Linked DNA regions of Mus musculus: region 2 is linked to region 1. The links are chromatin loops, found by intact Hi-C in ENCODE. Cell type or tissue: heart. All regions are shown on one strand.

Region 1 (8,000 bases):
TCTATTTCTGTGAAGAGACACCATGACCAGGACAACTTATACAACAAAGCATTTAGTTGGAGGCCTTCCATACCATTTCAAAGGCTAAGTCCATGAAGATCATGGTGGGGAGCGTGGCAGCAGGCAGACAAGCATGGCACTGAAGGAGTGGTTGAGAGCCAACATCATCCTGTCCACAAGTTTGCAGGAGGAGAGAGAATGAGACTGATATGGGCTTTAGAAACCTCAAAGCCATCCCTCCATTACACATCTCCAACAAGGCCGTATCTCTGAAGCAGTCAATCAACTGGGAGTAGGCATTCAAATATATGAACCTGTGGAGGCCATTCTCATCCAAGCTACCACACACCAGTCTTTCTCTTCCTAGCTCACAATGTTTAATTCCACATTGCCTCCAGTCTGGCTGTTAGCAAGTGTAATATATTTTCACTTTAGCTGTTGACAGTCTCTTTGTTGAATATCAGATTCCAGACTAACAAGAAGGAAATAAATCATTATAATGAAGACTCTATGTAAAGGGTCAAGGATAATATAGTAGAGCTTTCCTTCTTCCTCATCTAACAGTCCAGAGAGGCTTGGTAAGATAATCCTGTATATATGTTCCTAGTCTGAGCAGGGGTAAGAGAGCTCTCTGCTACATCTTTAAGAACCCAGATGTTTAGGAATGGCTTTCAAGGCCATCATAGTAATTGCTGTTGATCATCTAGAGGCAAGGGAAAGGAAAGAAGGAGGTAGGTTTTAATAGACAGTTCTAGAAGTGTTTCATGCTATTTCCACTTTCATGTCATTTAAGTAACACATAGCCTCAACTAAAGCATAGGTGAAGATATGGACAGAATATACTGAAGACCCGGGTTTACACTGCAAAGATTAACTAGTGTGTTCCTCTTTTTCTTCCCAGCTATGAAACAAAGGGAAAATCAGATACATCCAGCAACCATGCAGTGCTGAAGTTGGCCAAAGGAGATGAAGTCTGGCTAAGAATGGGCAACGGTGCCCTCCACGGGGACCACCAGCGCTTCTCCACCTTCGCAGGCTTTCTGCTCTTTGAAACTAAGTGACAAGGAAGACAGGATATCTCCACTTTGGGGGCAATTTATAGCTGAGCTAGGGTTGTTAGGATATGAAGGATGTTGAAGTCGGGGGTTCTTTATGGAGCATTTAAGTGTTGCATTGGTCACACTGCTACTCATTCTAATGGCATACCAATAATGTTGGATGCTTCAGGGGCTCACTGCTACTCATTCTAATGGCATACCAATAATGTTGGATGCTTCAGGGGCTCACTGCTACTCATTCTAATGGCATACCAATAATGTTGGATGCTTCAGGGGCTAAGAATAGACCACAAGGTAATCTTTCCAGATGACCTTGGGAAATACTCAGCATTTTCATCACTCTTCTCTACATGTCTAAAGGGATTGCCACCTGATACAGGCTGGAAAAAAAGCACTCACCTCAAAGGATGCATTTGCATAGAGTTTTGGTGCTCTGTTTAAATGTAATATTGGCTTTCGAGTCAACCAAGTTTTCAGCTCATTGTTCATAATATTTCAGAGACTAGCCTGATTATGATGGGGCAAAAATAAGCCCACTTACTAGACTCTACATAGGAAAAACACTTCTGAAGTCTAAACTGGGAAATAGCATTTGGTTTAGTGGGTTTTATTCTTATACTCATTAATAAAATACATTTAGTCATTTCAGGTAACCTTCAGATAGGGCAATTATTTACAATGCTCACAAATAATTGGCTCCTCTTTTAAAACAAACAAACAACCCCATGTAGATAATATTGAGTTCTACTGGCTTAGACTTGCAGATATAAACTTTTCTCCCATCTGGCTTGCCACATCTTCTCTTTGCCATTGCATTCCTGGGGCTGTGGTAGAGCTCTCTTGACTCTGTACAACAAGCTGAGGTAAGATGAGGCTGATATAGTACAGAAGTTATCACATTTTTTTTAATTTGGGAATTATACCCAAATTTTTATATACACCGTGTTATATTGAATGGTCTGTAAACTTAATTAAATACAGGCAGACAAATGGATGCAAAGTAAAGTGTATTCCATTTATGAGATCCATAACAACATGTCTTAAATGTTTTCAATAAAAATGATATTATTTTCTCTATTATCATACTTGACTAATGTTCACAAATCAACTTTAATATGCCACAGTGTTATAGAAGGTGCTAGATGGTTTTTGCCTAGCTTTCCCCATCCCAGAATCTATAAAGAAAAAGGATTAAATTTGCCACCAAAACACCATTATGCTACCTGCTATAAGTTGACACAGATAGTAACATAATTTGGGGGCTGGAGAAGCGGTTCTGCGGTTAAGAACACTGGCTGTTTCCCAGAGGACTGACTTTTGCTGCCCAGCGTTCACGTGTCACCTTACAGCCATCTTGCCCTCAGATACAACACCCTCTTCTGGCCTCTGCAGGCACCAGGCATGCCTACACTGCACAGACACACATGCAGGCAAAAAACTCGTACCAATTACAAAATAAAATTTAAAAATTTAAAGCTTCTTACTTATTTAATCTTTTTGCTTTAGGAGGTTTTTTGTTTGCGTCTATATATTTTGTTATTGTTGTTGTCATTGTTGTTGTTGCTATTGATTTGGAACAGGGTCTCATGTAGCCCAGGCTAGCTTTGAAATTGCTGTATAGCCAAGGATGACCTGGGATTCCTGATGGCTCTTCTTCCACCCTCCAAGGGCTGGGATAACAGTTGTGTGCCACATGCCAAAAATTCCAGGCTTTATTACAAATAATGCACCATGAATATCCCTCATTTTAAAAATATCTGGACACAATTGCCTATGCATAATTCATATGATTGTTCCCCTGATTAGCTTTTAGAAGAGAATTTTGGCCAGAGAAAAGATCTGCAGTGTTGAGATCTCCTATCACACAGTCTGCTTTGCGGGGGGCTTCTGGATAACTCACTACTCTGGGAGGATTTGTAAAACATTATGCTGGCTAAGACTTGTGATTCATGTGTACATGATCCTGTATGTAAGCTTAAGTCATTCAAGCCACATCTGTACCACTGTTTTTTTGTTTTTGTTTGTTTTTTTTTTTTCAGAAAAATAGAAAGGCAGCAACCCTGATAAAATGTTAATGTCTCCATGTGGAAGTCAGCCATACCTTTCCATGAGATTTTTCCATTCCAGTTTATCAAAATGCAAAGGAAATAATAGGACAGAACAAGGCTGGAGCAAGGGTAGGCACTTGAGACAGCATCAGACAAGCAGAGAGCATTAGGGACCATGTGGAAGTTGTCTGCCTTTACCACGAGGCTGCTCATTCTGAGAGAGCACAGACCCCTTTCCCTGAAATATCTTAAAACTCAGTAGCTGGTTAAAAGTGTTTTGGCTACAACTATGTAGCATTTCGCCTTTGCTTTTATTATCTTCCTCACTTGTTAAGAATGGGTATGGGAGATTTCTAGCATTCAAGTCTGGCTCTATTCAGTTTCCTAGAGCTGCATCTGGCTACCTGCAAGCTCCCCCCATTACTAAGGGAAAAAGGACCTGTAAATGAGGATGGAATATTTGTGATTATTTTGTTGCATTTTAAAGGCTGAAAAAAGTTTCTAACTCAAAATTGTAACTGTCCGTAAAACTGACAGCTGACAAACCAAACTGACTTCTAAAACTCTCCCATTTAACCTGAGATGAATAATTCTGATATCCCAGACTCTTCTAAATGCTGGGATTATCCGCGTGCACAACACCGGCGTTTTAAGCGGTGCTGGACTCCGCGCACGGATTTAGCAACTGGTCTACACCCCTGGCCCTATGGGCATCTAGGAGAGGTTTCAAACAGTTGCAGGATGACAACTAGTTTTCAGGGCGGCGAGGGAGACACCCAGTGGTTGCCTTCTTACATTGATCTAAGGAGTTGAGTGCCTTTAATCACTTACTGGGGGGTGAGGGTAGCGATTCAGGTGGCTCGATGAAAGTGTCCGAAGAGGACTCGCACAACATGGGGTCAAGGACACAACTCATGACCTAAACCAAAGTTGAGCAGCTAAACCAACTGATCCAATGCTAGGGTGGGCAGGAAGTGCGCAAGCGCGCAGCCTTCCCGGACGGGGCGGGGCGAGGCGGGGTGCAGGGGGCGGGGCAGATAAACTGTGGCTCGGGCGCCGAGCCGCTCCGCTCTCACCCTAAGGCTGGCCATGGTGCTGCGTGGCGTCAGGGTTGTGGAGCTGGCAGGCCTGGCCCCGGGGCCGTTCTGCGGAATGGTCCTGGCGGACTTCGGCGCCGAGGTGGTGCGCGTGAACCGGCTGGGCTCCACGGGCGAGAATTTTCTGGCCCGAGGCAAGCGCTCGCTAGCGCTGGACCTGAAGCGCTCTCAGGGAGTCACGGTGTTGCGGCGCATGTGCGCACGCGCGGACGTGTTGCTGGAGCCCTTCCGCTGCGGTGAGCCCTGCGGTGCTGCGAGATGACATTCCCTCCTGCCCGATTTCTCCCAGCTTCTCTGACTCCTTCTTAAGACTTTTAATTTGCTTGATTCCCCCCCCCCCAGATTTGCCTTTATTATTTGGAGGTATTGAACCGTACGAGAATCTAGTGCAAGAGATAGACTGAAAAGCTTCACATAGGAATAGAGTCATTGACCCTTTGATATGTGATATACCCATGCTCTAAAGCCATTCACAGACCATGGTTAACCTTTCTCTAATTGCTGGTATTTCCAAGTTCCAGCTTCAAGATCACCTCATTTACTTTGGGCCATATGAAAACATTGTTTTAGTGCTCTGTAGACAAACGACCAATTTGTTAACAGTATCAGTTTTGAGCACTTGCATGCTTGGTGGCATGCACCTCCATCCGACTGTACATTGGTATTTGCAACTGTCACAAACCCTGAACCAAATCTGAAGGCATTCCTTCTGTATTAGCTCAGAGAATCCATTCCAACCAGCCCCTTACTAATATTGCCTGGTAGATACCAGGACGACAGTAAATTTGACAATAAGTGGGACGGGAGTGGGTGTCTAGGCATATTTATATTTAACTCTTTTAGTTCTCACAAGCATATCTGAGGACAGTACTGTAACATTTAAGATTATGTCACAATGTAAAAATGCTCCAATTGAAGATGAGGGTGGGTCAGTGTGATTAGTTTCTTCAGTTGACTCTTAATTCTGACAACTTTCACCAAAATCACAACAAACACTGTTAGTATCACTTGCAAGAGTGTGTTTTTGGTTTGCCCCGTAAAAGGAATTATTCCCATCTTTGATTCGTGCTCTCTTTAAAAACAAAACTGATAGGTTAGGGTTATTTTTCTGCGTGTGAAACGAGCCAGTTCAAGCCAGATTAGATTATATTAAAGGCAGGTTTATTGGGAAGCTCCTCTCTAGCAGTTCACTGGCCCTAAGGACCAGGGAAGTGTCCATGGGGAAAGGAAGGATAGGGAAGGAGAGAGAAAGAAAGGTCATAGGGGGGGGGGGAGGAAGAGGAAGAGGAGGAATGGGGAGCTTAAAATGTCTGGATTGTATAGAGAAGAGCCTCTTGGGGAAGAGCAGCCCAGGTCTGGGATGGAAAGTTCAGGGTTGGGGGCTGGAGCATATGCCAGGAAGGAACTGAGGGGTGCTGCGAGGAGGACCTGGAGCCAGGTCTATTTTGATATGTGATATATGCACCTCAGTCCTTGTCCCAGGAGCAAACAAAAACAACAACCACAAAACAATTGATTGCTTTCCTCTAAAGGTGTCATGGAGAAACTCCAGCTTGGGCCAGAGACTCTACTGCAGGACAATCCAAAGCTCATCTATGCCAGGCTGAGCGGATTTGGCCAATCGGGAATTTTCTCCAAAGTAGCTGGCCATGACATCAACTATTTGGCTTTATCAGGTAGGTTTGAAAGGCTTTTCTAAAATAATTTGAACTGGCTCCAAAATCAGGAAGTACAGTTACATTGCTTAACAAGGGTTTTTTAAACATTTAATTATTTTTCATTATGTGTGTATGTGGTTATATGCATGTGAGTATGTATGCTGGTGAGAGGGTCCTGGATCACCTGGAGCAGGACCATGGTAGGTTGCAAACCCTTCTAGGTGGGTGCTGGGAATCGAACTTGGGTCCTCTGGAAGAACAGTACATATTCTCAACCACTGAGCTCTCTTTCTAGCCCCAGCCTTGATTAACACGAATTTAAAAATGTGAAGATGTTAATGCATCTGGCAGAGAGAACGTGGTTGTTAAAACGGGTTGATTTGCTAGAACTGCTGTCCTTAAGCTCTGTCCCCACCCTAACCCATTTGAGGGCTAATAATCAGTAGTAGCACTGGTTTCCTACAATTGGGAAGTCAGTTTTAAGGAAGCCCCGACTAGGAGTGAGAGGCAAGGTAATATGATGGCTGGTCACTCTACTTAGTGGGAAAGTTGATTCAGTTTGATTCTGACATTCCTTCACCACGAATCACTTGGAGCCATCATTCCAGACATCTGTGAACCCGGCTCAAAGCCCATGGTTTTCAGGTCTCGCTATCACTTCGTTAGAATCTGCATCCGTGAGGACGGGTTTTCAAATAGCCTGGCTCTATTATGTATAAGAACTGCATGTTACTGATGAAAGCAAATCTACTCTCTGTAAGAAGATATTGAAAGGTTGAATATAAACCTTCCTGACTGTCCAAAGTATAAAATGGGCTTTCCACATATTTTCAAAACTTAATTCCTGTTCCTTTTTGGGTATGATTATATTCTTATATCTCTTTTTAATAAAATTCAAAATGAATTATACTGTTTTAGAGCCAGGAAAAAATGGGTAGTAATATGTCTTCTTTAAAACTTAGTTAGTGAAGACTTTAATAAAATATTGAAAATGTCGGTTGGGATGGTTTTTTAAAATCTTTTTGTTTGTTTGTTTGCTTGCTTGCTTTTATGTAAGAGGACGCTTTGTAAGTGGACTCAGTGGATTCATAGTTTGAAGAGCATTGTGCACCGTTTTCACTTAGGGCAGTGACTATAAAAATCGGCTGTCCTGCTAAGGTATTCTTGTGTTCACTTAAAAGGGGCGTTCAATTTGTTGTCCATGGTGCAGGCGTTCTGTCAAAGATTGGCAGAAGCGGTGAGAACCCCTACCCACCGCTGAATCTCCTGGCTGACTTTGGCGGTGGAGGCCTCATGTGCACACTGGGCATTGTGCTGGCTCTCTTTGAACGCACACGCTCTGGCCGAGGGCAGGTCATCGATTCAAGCATGGTGAGTATCAGTTGGGGGCAGAGCGGGATGCTAGGTTTGCCATTTGTGCCTCAGTATCACGTGTGACTGCCTCAAATCTTTCTGAGTGAGAGAGACTGGGTCTTTCTGGGTAGGTCTGGCTGTCCTGGACCTCAGGAAGCCCCCCCTCCCTCTGCTTCCTGAATGTAGGGATTAAAGATAAATGCCAACATGTCTGGCAAGAGGTCCTTTGCTTTAAAATAGCCTCACCCTTTTGTATGCATCAGAATGCCATATTGAAGCCACCTATGGGGTGCTTTAAACCTTATTTATTTAGTGTGAGTGTGTAAGAATGTATCTGGAGGTCAGAGGACAAGGTTGGAGAGTCAGTATCCTCCTTTACCTATGGCTTCTGGGGAACTCAGGTTGTCAATCATGGCTGCAGGCATCTCCAGTAAGCCATCTCTAGCAGCATGCTCTAAACTTGTAACAACTCGCCTGATTCCTGTGTTGTATTTCAATGTTTTTCTCCAAGTTATCTTTTATGATTAAACTAGAGCTACCAAGTAACGATCCTTCAAAACTGAGTTTCAGCAGTGGTTTGCAGCCAGTGGAGCAGGTTCTTAGAGATGCTAAGGAAGGCGGGCCTTCCTGTCCCGACCTCTTGCTGCCTTTCTTAGGAGATGCTTCAGTTTCACGTTTCTCTGTGTGAACACTCATTTCCTCCAGCTGAGTCCTTTCTCTGTGTGATCTCTATCTTCAGCCTGGGTGAATATATAGTTTCCTCAGCTTCTGGCACGGGTATGATTC
Region 2 (8,000 bases), 61 kb before region 1:
TGTTCTTGGCAGAATACCAAGACAAAAGTTCTGTGTCCTCCAAAACAGATGGTTGGCTATGAAGGGGAATCTGCTGAACCAGGGGAGGCCACCAGGAAAGGAATGCAGTAGATTAAGTCTTTGTTCTTTGTCTAAGAATTCTGTGTAATAGCTAAAATTGAGATGTTGGAGGACACCAGAGAGAAAGGGTTGAACTCTCAGGATTAATATTCATTTCATAACGATTCTTACCTGGAAATTACAGGCATGGGATTGAGTAGTTGCTTAATATTGTGATGACTCGAGGGCTTTGTATTTCTTGACACCTCATAGTGCTACTGATCTTTGTCTAATAGCTTTTGAGCTCTTGTGGGACTAAGAGACAATACAATTGCAACATTCCTCCATTGTTCCAGGTCAGAAAGCCTAGCTCTTACTTTTCACCTCATTTATGTACGGTAGAATCCTACTCATCTGCGCTAGATTATGGACTATAACCATAACTGAAATGGTGGCATTTATTATGCAGCTGTGAATTATCGTGTTAAGTTGTTACCTTCAGGATGTCTTAAATTCTTTCTTGAGCTTGCCTTCTAGCTGGAGTCCAGGCTGTGCCCAGCCTAAGGCCAACATGAGGTCCTGGCAGCAATGCCAGGGCTGGGTGGAACACTTACATGGACAGTCTCTTGGCAGACCTTTAGCCATCGTTGGCTACAAGGACTCACCTTCGATCTGGGCTGCTGTCCCCAGGAAGACTTTCATTAGCATTAAGCCAGTTGAGGTTGGTGTTTTGGTAGGCAATGGCCAGTCAAGATTTTTCATAAATGGGCTGACACCTGGGGCCCAGAAATGTTCTGTGATGTGGTATTCACTGCTGCAGGATGGGAAATTTAAAAAGGATCTTTGTACCAAGAACATGGAGGAGAACCTACCTTCAATGTCACTCTCACCATGACTACCAAGACACTGATACTGCTAATGGGCAAAAAGGTTTTCATGGTGGTTTGATCAACAAAACATGTTACGGAATGGCCTCCCTGTACTGACTGACCCCATCTGTCCCCTCTCCCATCTGTCCCCTCTCCCATCTGTCCCCTCTCCCATCTGTCCCCTCTCCCATCTGTCCCCTCTCCCATCTGTCCCCTCTCCCATCTGTCCCCTCTCCCATCTGTCCCCTCTCCCATCGCTCCATTCAGCTTTTGCACCCCTTCTTTTCACACACACCCCCCCCATATACAAAAAGCCATTTTCGTTTGGGTCATTACCTCATATTCCTTATTGCTGCAAAAACCACATGGGATTTTCAGGGCTGGGAGTTGGGGCTGGACAAACAGATACCTCCCCTTACCCCTTTCTGTGTGTGTTTGGAGAAAACATATTTTTTTCTGAATAAAAAAAATATTCTGCTAACACCACCACCACCAACAACAACAAAATGATTGAATGAATGAATGAATGAATGACTTTTCTTGATAAGCTTACAGCACTCCATGGATGTAGTAAAGCTCAACTTCTGAAGTATCACCTGCTGCCCTTTGTATGGCTGGGCAAATGGGTTCTGTTGCATGGCATTTGAGTAGCTTGGGAGATAGCACTAAGGCAGCCTTCTGTTTATGGTGCCTTTGCTTTCTTACTCTGCTGCCAGGGCCAGTCCTGAACACATGGTCCTTTCCACACCACCTCTGAGTGCTGAGATCACAGCTGTGCTGGTTAGGTTTTGTCAACTTGATACAAACCTAGACATACTTGAGAAAAGGGAATTCCACTTGATGACTCCCTTAAATTGACCTGTCTGTCCGTATGCTTGTGCAGATTTTCTTGATTACTAATTAATGAGGGAGGACTAAGCCCACTGTGGGCATTGTCATCTCTGGGCAGGTGGTCCAGGTTGTATAAGAAAGCAAGTTTGGTAAACAACAAAGGGCAAGTCTGTAAACAGTGCTCCCCAATGGTGTTTGCTTCAGTTCCTGCCTCCAGGTTCCTGGCTTGAACCCCTGTCCTGACTTCCTTTGATAATGGATGGTGATGTGGAAATAAATGTGAGCCCAAAACTCCTCCCCAGAGCTGCTTTTGGTCACATTATTTATCACAGCAATAGAAAACAAACTGGAAAACATATGTGGTACCATGCCCGGCTGACAAACTGTACTTTTGAAAGTTGCTCTTCCTGTTGGTCCCGATCTGTGAAGTGGAAGGATAAGGAGAAGAACTGTACACTGGAGTCCCTTCAAGCTAAGAAGTTTGGATAGACCCGGTCACCCTTCAGAGCTGCTTTACTACCACCTATGAACCTGGACAATAATAATATCCAGCCCTCATCCTAGGAATCACTGATGCCCCAAAGTGGGAATTTCTGATTTCGTTGGAGGCTCAGTTGAGTCATGTGATGTTTCTCTGTGAACTGTCTTAGGTTTTGCTGAACACAGAGATGTTGAAGCTGCCTGGTGAAAGGACATGTGATGTTTTGCTGGAGCATGTGCCTGGGAGGATATGTGATGTTTGGAAAGAGGGTAAGTCTAACCCAACACAGAGTGAATGGGTGCTCCTGCACTGCTTTCCTCGATGATCTTCTGTTGTCATGACTTTGTAGCGAGAAACACACCAAAGGACTCCTGGTGGCATTCCAGCTGCTCCTCACCACTTCTGTGGACTTGTGGCAATTGGTGGAGCCTCACAGTTTCTTCTGGATCAAGCCACTGCTACTGACTCATGTTTGGTGTTTTGCTAATGGCCTGCACTGCTGACAATGATCTTTGGAATCACCCCAAAGAACTATTTCTAAACAGATCTACGACTCCGGTATCAGATTAACCTTTCTTTTCCTCTACCTCTTGTGGGTGCTGGGCTAGAAGGGAGGTTGAAGTGTTAAAGAGCCATAATCAAAGCCTCCAGTGCCCAATCAGAAACCGTTTGGAAAGCCTCTAGGAGAATGAGAACAGCTGGAGAAGAAGACGATTACTAACCAGACTCAACCCAACACAGCAGAATGGTGCTAAACTGGTTTCTCTTTTACTTTGTTCTGGTTTTGTTTGTTTTTCAGTTCTAGGGTTAGTGCTGTCTCTCAAGCTATACAGGGTTAAATTTGCTGAAAAAGTTTGACATGGTCAAAGGAAGTTTCAAGTATACATTAGTCATTCTGAAATGAAGTTTTAGTGTTTTAAAGGTTCTTAACATTATCTTATCTCCTCCTTTTCAAAACATTTTTGATTTTTTTCTATTAGAATTTAGAAACCCCAAAGTTACAAAACAGTTGAAAACCACTTCCATGGAGAACCATATGGAAAGAAGCTTGGGGCCAGCAGAGAAGTGTTCCAACCCGGAGAATGAGCTGTGGCCTGGGGTCTCAGGCAGTGCTATGCAAGGAAAGGGTTTATGCATTTGTTTAAACATCCACATTTCTCAGTAAGGAGACATCTGCAAGGTGCCCTCTGTTGGAGGTCAATTGCTAATCTAGTAATGCCAGCAGGGAGAAAATTCAAATCAAGAGGGAAATGTGCAAACTAGTATTCAATCTTTTAAATCTTTGCTATGTAATTTAAGGAAAAGATTTCATTACTTAACCTAAGTTTAGCCAAGTCATGAATTGCAGAATGTGTTTGCTCAATAAAGGTTCGAGGGCAGCGTTTTTTTCAGTTCCTCAAGGCAAACCCGTTGTCATAATAATATCTCTAAGTACTCAGCGAACTCTTCGAGAACAGCAGTATGGAAGTTTTACCAAAGGCAACCTCTGACCCTTAAGATACATTTTACCCCTAAAACATTCATGATCTATCACAGTAAAGTGATGATTGCTACTTTTAACTGGAGAAGACTTTATAGAAGTGTTCCCTCCTTTGGTCTGAGATGTCTCTCTCCTCCACCCTCTCCATAGCACCCAATTCTCCTCCTTTAAAAACTATTCATTAGTTTTATGTGCATGTGGGAGTCTGTGTGTGTACTTAATCTTACAGTTACCCACAGAGACCAGAAAAGGACATCAGATCTCTTGTAATGGGAGTTACAGGTAGTAATGAGCTGCCTGATGTGGGTGCTGGAAACTGAGCCCAGGTCTTCTGCAAGAATAACCAGGGTCCTAAACTACTGGGCTGTTTGTCTCTCAGAGCTCCCACTAACTCCCTTTCTTATCTAGACCCTCTAGCCAGACGACCAGTGCTTTGTTACTGTCTCAAGAAGATGCCATTAATAAATGTTCTCGGAGTGATACTGAGATGGAGGAAAGGCTGTATTGTCTAGTGTGTATCCATTAGTTCCTTGACACAGATCACTTTCTTCATTGTCCTTCCTGATCTCAAGGTCTGAGCTACAGTTTTGAGGAACTGAAGGGCAAGGAGGAAAAGGGGAGGAGGTAGAGTAAGCCACCCTGGCTGGGGGAAGGAGTGGAGCCAGTATATTCCAAGCGGCCTTGGGAAGACAGCTCTGACTGACAAAAGGAACTGTCACAGGTGGTGGTCAAAGGCTCCTGACACACCCGCTTCAAGCTTCACAGGTGAAGCTTCCTGTTGTTTCTAAGGTCCGGCAGAGGGTGCTATTGCCCAACACAAGCTACTCTCAAATCCAAAACTATTTCTCAGTTGGGTAAAAAATTTCCCCTTCCTATCTGAATCTGTGGAAATTCATCTATTGAGCAGATCGATTTTCCCAGCTCTTGTGAGCTGTGATGGAGATGTCTGTGTTTATGACAGAATCTCTGCGGGCTACATGCTGCAGCAGAGCCGATGTCACCACTATAGCTGAGACCAAAGAGATGCCTAGGAGGAGAACACAATTTTACTGTATATAGGGTGCACGTGAGTCTGATATGGAAGCTCAATATGCAAACACTTTCACACACGTGAAAGAAATTCGGTAGTAGAAGAAGCGAAGGCTCAACATTTCAGGACAACAGAGAACGCACACAAGCAATGCAGGAGCCCTTGAGTGAAAAGTCCTACAGCGAGTCACCTTCACAGTGTCTCTTTCTTTGATTCCAGCCAAAGTCCCTTGGGAAAAAGAGGTTGAACATGCCCAGAACTGAATGACCCACTCTCTTTATGCAACAGCTGTACATACCCAGAACTGACTTATCTACCATCTCTATACCCTAGCTGTGTACTCTCATGACTGCACTTGTTCTGTTTCGGTCTTCACAGCGTTCTCCATGAGTTTGGGCTAAGGGTGCCCAGGAATGTGGTTGGCCCCTTTCGTCTTTGATCCAGGGACCCACAGCAAGCTGGTTCAGCGCTGTACATCTTAAATTGAGCTTGCCTAGGAGTGTGTCCCAGTGGTCTTCTTAATGTGCTCCATGTAATAAGCCCCTCTCCATGTGCTCCCTCTATGGTTATGTTTATTGTCTTTGCCCTTGCTGAGAAATCATGGTGTTCAGTTATCCCCTGAGAAATCATGGTGTTCAGTTATCCCCTGAGAAATCATGGTGTTCTGTTATCCCCTGCCAAAGTACTGACTGGACAGATTGGGCAAGCCTTGACTTATCACAGATGGTTGTTACATCAGCCTCTGGCATCATTATGGCTACCATGTACTAGGTTAGGTGTCTAGAAATGTTGTTGACTTATAGCTCTAGGATTTAACAACAAGGTTTATTAAGAAATGACTAAGTTGTATAGCAGGTTGTTCATGCAGCACTAAATAATTATTCTAACTCATTACAAGGAAACTTAGGCAAATGGGCTTTTTGTCATAGAAGCTAAATAATGGTTAGAGGCAATTTAGGTTTGGCCATGGAGGCCACCGTAGGTGCCAGTGTTTAAGGCTCTGTTAATTCAGAGTCACCCAGGAGAGACGAGTAGTGGCATGCCCTGTCTGTCAGTTTCAGACTGGGTTCCTTACAGATCTGGAGAACGGTACTGAGGAGAAGGAGTTTGAGGAGCTGGTTCCAAGTTTACATAACATGAATGCAGACGCAGAGACATTTGGGGGCCAGCCATGGCTTAGCAGCTGAGTCCTAATCACTGTTCCTTTGCTGTGAAGAGACACTGTGACCATGGCAACTCTTACAAAAGACAGCATTTGACTGGGGGTTTGCATACAGTTTCAGAGGCTTAGTCCATTATCATGGTGAGGAGCATGGTGACATGCATGATGCTGGAGCATAAGCAAGGGGCTGCATCCTGATTTGCCGGCAGAGAGAAGAGGGAGGAAGAGGGGGAGAGAGAGAGGGAAGGAGGGGGGAGAAGGGAGGAGGGATGGAGGGAGGGAGAGGGAGAGAGAGAGAGAGAGAGAGAGAGAGAGAGAGAGAGAGGAGAGAGAGAGATATAAGAGACTCCTAATCCTTTTAGTTCTTTCACATAATGCCATTCCCTGGTGACTAAGCATATATATATATATATATATATATATATATATATATATATACACACACACACACACACACACACATATATATATATATATATATATGCCTATAGGGGTAGACATTCTTATTCAGACTACCACAGGCTGTTTGACTGAACAGTTTTATAACCCATTTTCTTATGCATATGGAATTCTGTATGAGGAGGTGTTAAAGGAAGTCTCCAAATGTAAAGAATGAAATGTGAAAAGAGACTCTCCAAGGCCTCCCTCTGACAGACCTCACTGAAAGAGGACTTTTGGTTGTTCAAGTCACCATCTGTGAAGACTCGGGGGTGAGCAGTGGAAGACAAAGGAATGACTCCATGCCTATCTGGGACTCTGATCTGTCCGCTGACCAACTGCAGAGCATCCTTCTGCCACTGGAATCTCGCTCTGGATTCCCCTCATATATTTGGTCTTAGAGAACTGTAGAGAAAGAAACGAGACAACCCACACAAAGTTTATTACTTGGAGGTGAGAGTGTACCATGGCCAACAGACAGTTGTCACTGACCAATTGCCTATCCACATTTTGTGCAATTTCTGTGTGCTATTTCTAATGGCCCTGGAACAGACAGCTTTTTTTTCCCAATAGCAGGGTGATTTGGAATAACTTGGATAGTGTCCTTGCTATTTTCAGAAATCCTCCAGGTAGATCATAATTTCACAATTAGACAGTTGTTGGTTCTGTTCCAGCAGTTCAGAGCATCCTGTTTCTATCTAGGGACAGAGAAATGACTCAGATCCAAGACTTGGGACCAGCAAACAGCACTGGGTTCTACAAGCTATTGCTTATGGGGGAAGGGCCATCCTTAGTGGCCTCCAAGCCTGTGAGTATCTACCCAGTGTCCTATGCCTTTGTGTTTGCTGCCAGAGCCATGATGATGCTTATTCTGGGGATTAATTTTTGAAAAATTTACACTTGAATCTCTAGCAAGCACTTTGTAGATTTTGTTATCCCTTTATTAGGTTCTGAGTACACACAGTGAAGCACTTTTTCATTAAAGAAACAAACAAACAAGCGGTTGTTTAACCCAGTGCAAAGTCTCTCTCTCTCTCTTCCCCACCCCAGGCTAGGCTTAAGTGACTTTAAATGGCTGATCAGCTGGCCTTCACCTCCCAAGTGCTAGGATTTCAGGTTTAATCAGTGCTGGGCATCAAACCGAAGGCTTGCTGTGCACTGAGCAAGTGTGCTACCAACTGAGCTATACTCCACCCTGAACAGTTTGTTTCTTCTCTGCCATCAGCAACAGTGATTCACTGTATTTCCTGGGCCAGTTTTCCAGGTGCCTTGAATCTCACTTAAGAAAATGCTCCACAAGATTGGGATTTTTCTTAATTAGTGATTGGTAAGGAAGGGCCCAGCCCACAATGGGTGATGCCACTCCTGGGTTGGTGGTCCTGGGTTCTATAAGAAAGCAGGCTGAGCAAGCCATGGGGAGCAAGCCATTCAGCAGCACCTTCTATGGACTCTGCATCAAGTCATGCCTCTAGGTTTCTACCCTGTTGGAGTTCCTGTTCTGACTTCATTCAATCAGGGACTACAACACAGAAATAAATGTAAGCCCAATAAACTCTTTCCTCCCCAACTTGCTTTTGGCCAATGTGTTTCATCACAGAAATAGTAACCCTACTTAAGAGATCTTACCCATGATTTTGCCAACACATCTCCCAAATTGTAAAGAATGCTGG

What was found. Peaks named below come from ENCODE experiments on the same cell type or tissue, not always from the same donor. Only the 100,000 strongest peaks of a DNase experiment are listed, where the experiment ranks them.
Region 2: a loop joins it to region 1, with 4 times the contacts of the local background. A loop is called at or near these places in 14 of 42 quality-filtered maps.

What each region holds. Positions count from the first base shown.
Region 1 is chr15:10,977,615-10,985,614 of GRCm38, forward strand. C1qtnf3 (C1q and tumor necrosis factor related protein 3) reads left to right here. Exons shown (of 6, transcript NM_030888.4): 6 at 902-2,548. The coding sequence ends at 1,061. It overlaps Amacr (alpha-methylacyl-CoA racemase), which reads left to right and starts at 4,142. Exons shown (of 5, transcript NM_008537.4): 1 at 4,142-4,439; 2 at 5,736-5,879; 3 at 7,072-7,232. The coding sequence starts at 4,196. Gm34315 (a long non-coding RNA gene) reads right to left here and starts at 4,019. Exons shown (of 3, transcript XR_383838.4): 1 at 3,938-4,019. It overlaps Gm52174 (a long non-coding RNA gene), which reads right to left and starts at 905. Exons shown (of 2, transcript XR_003951471.1): 1 at 74-905. In heart, a CTCF peak has its summit at 3,906; a DNase peak (open chromatin) is centred at 4,127; H3K4me3 peaks cover 1,674 bases; H3K27ac peaks cover 1,561 bases.
Region 2 is chr15:10,916,806-10,924,805 of GRCm38, forward strand. It overlaps the pseudogene Gm29742. Among named protein-coding and RNA genes, the nearest start is that of C1qtnf3, 32 kb to the right of the region's middle. In heart, a CTCF peak has its summit at 4,495 (motif pointing right); no DNase peak of the experiment used is centred here; H3K27me3 peaks cover 1,416 bases.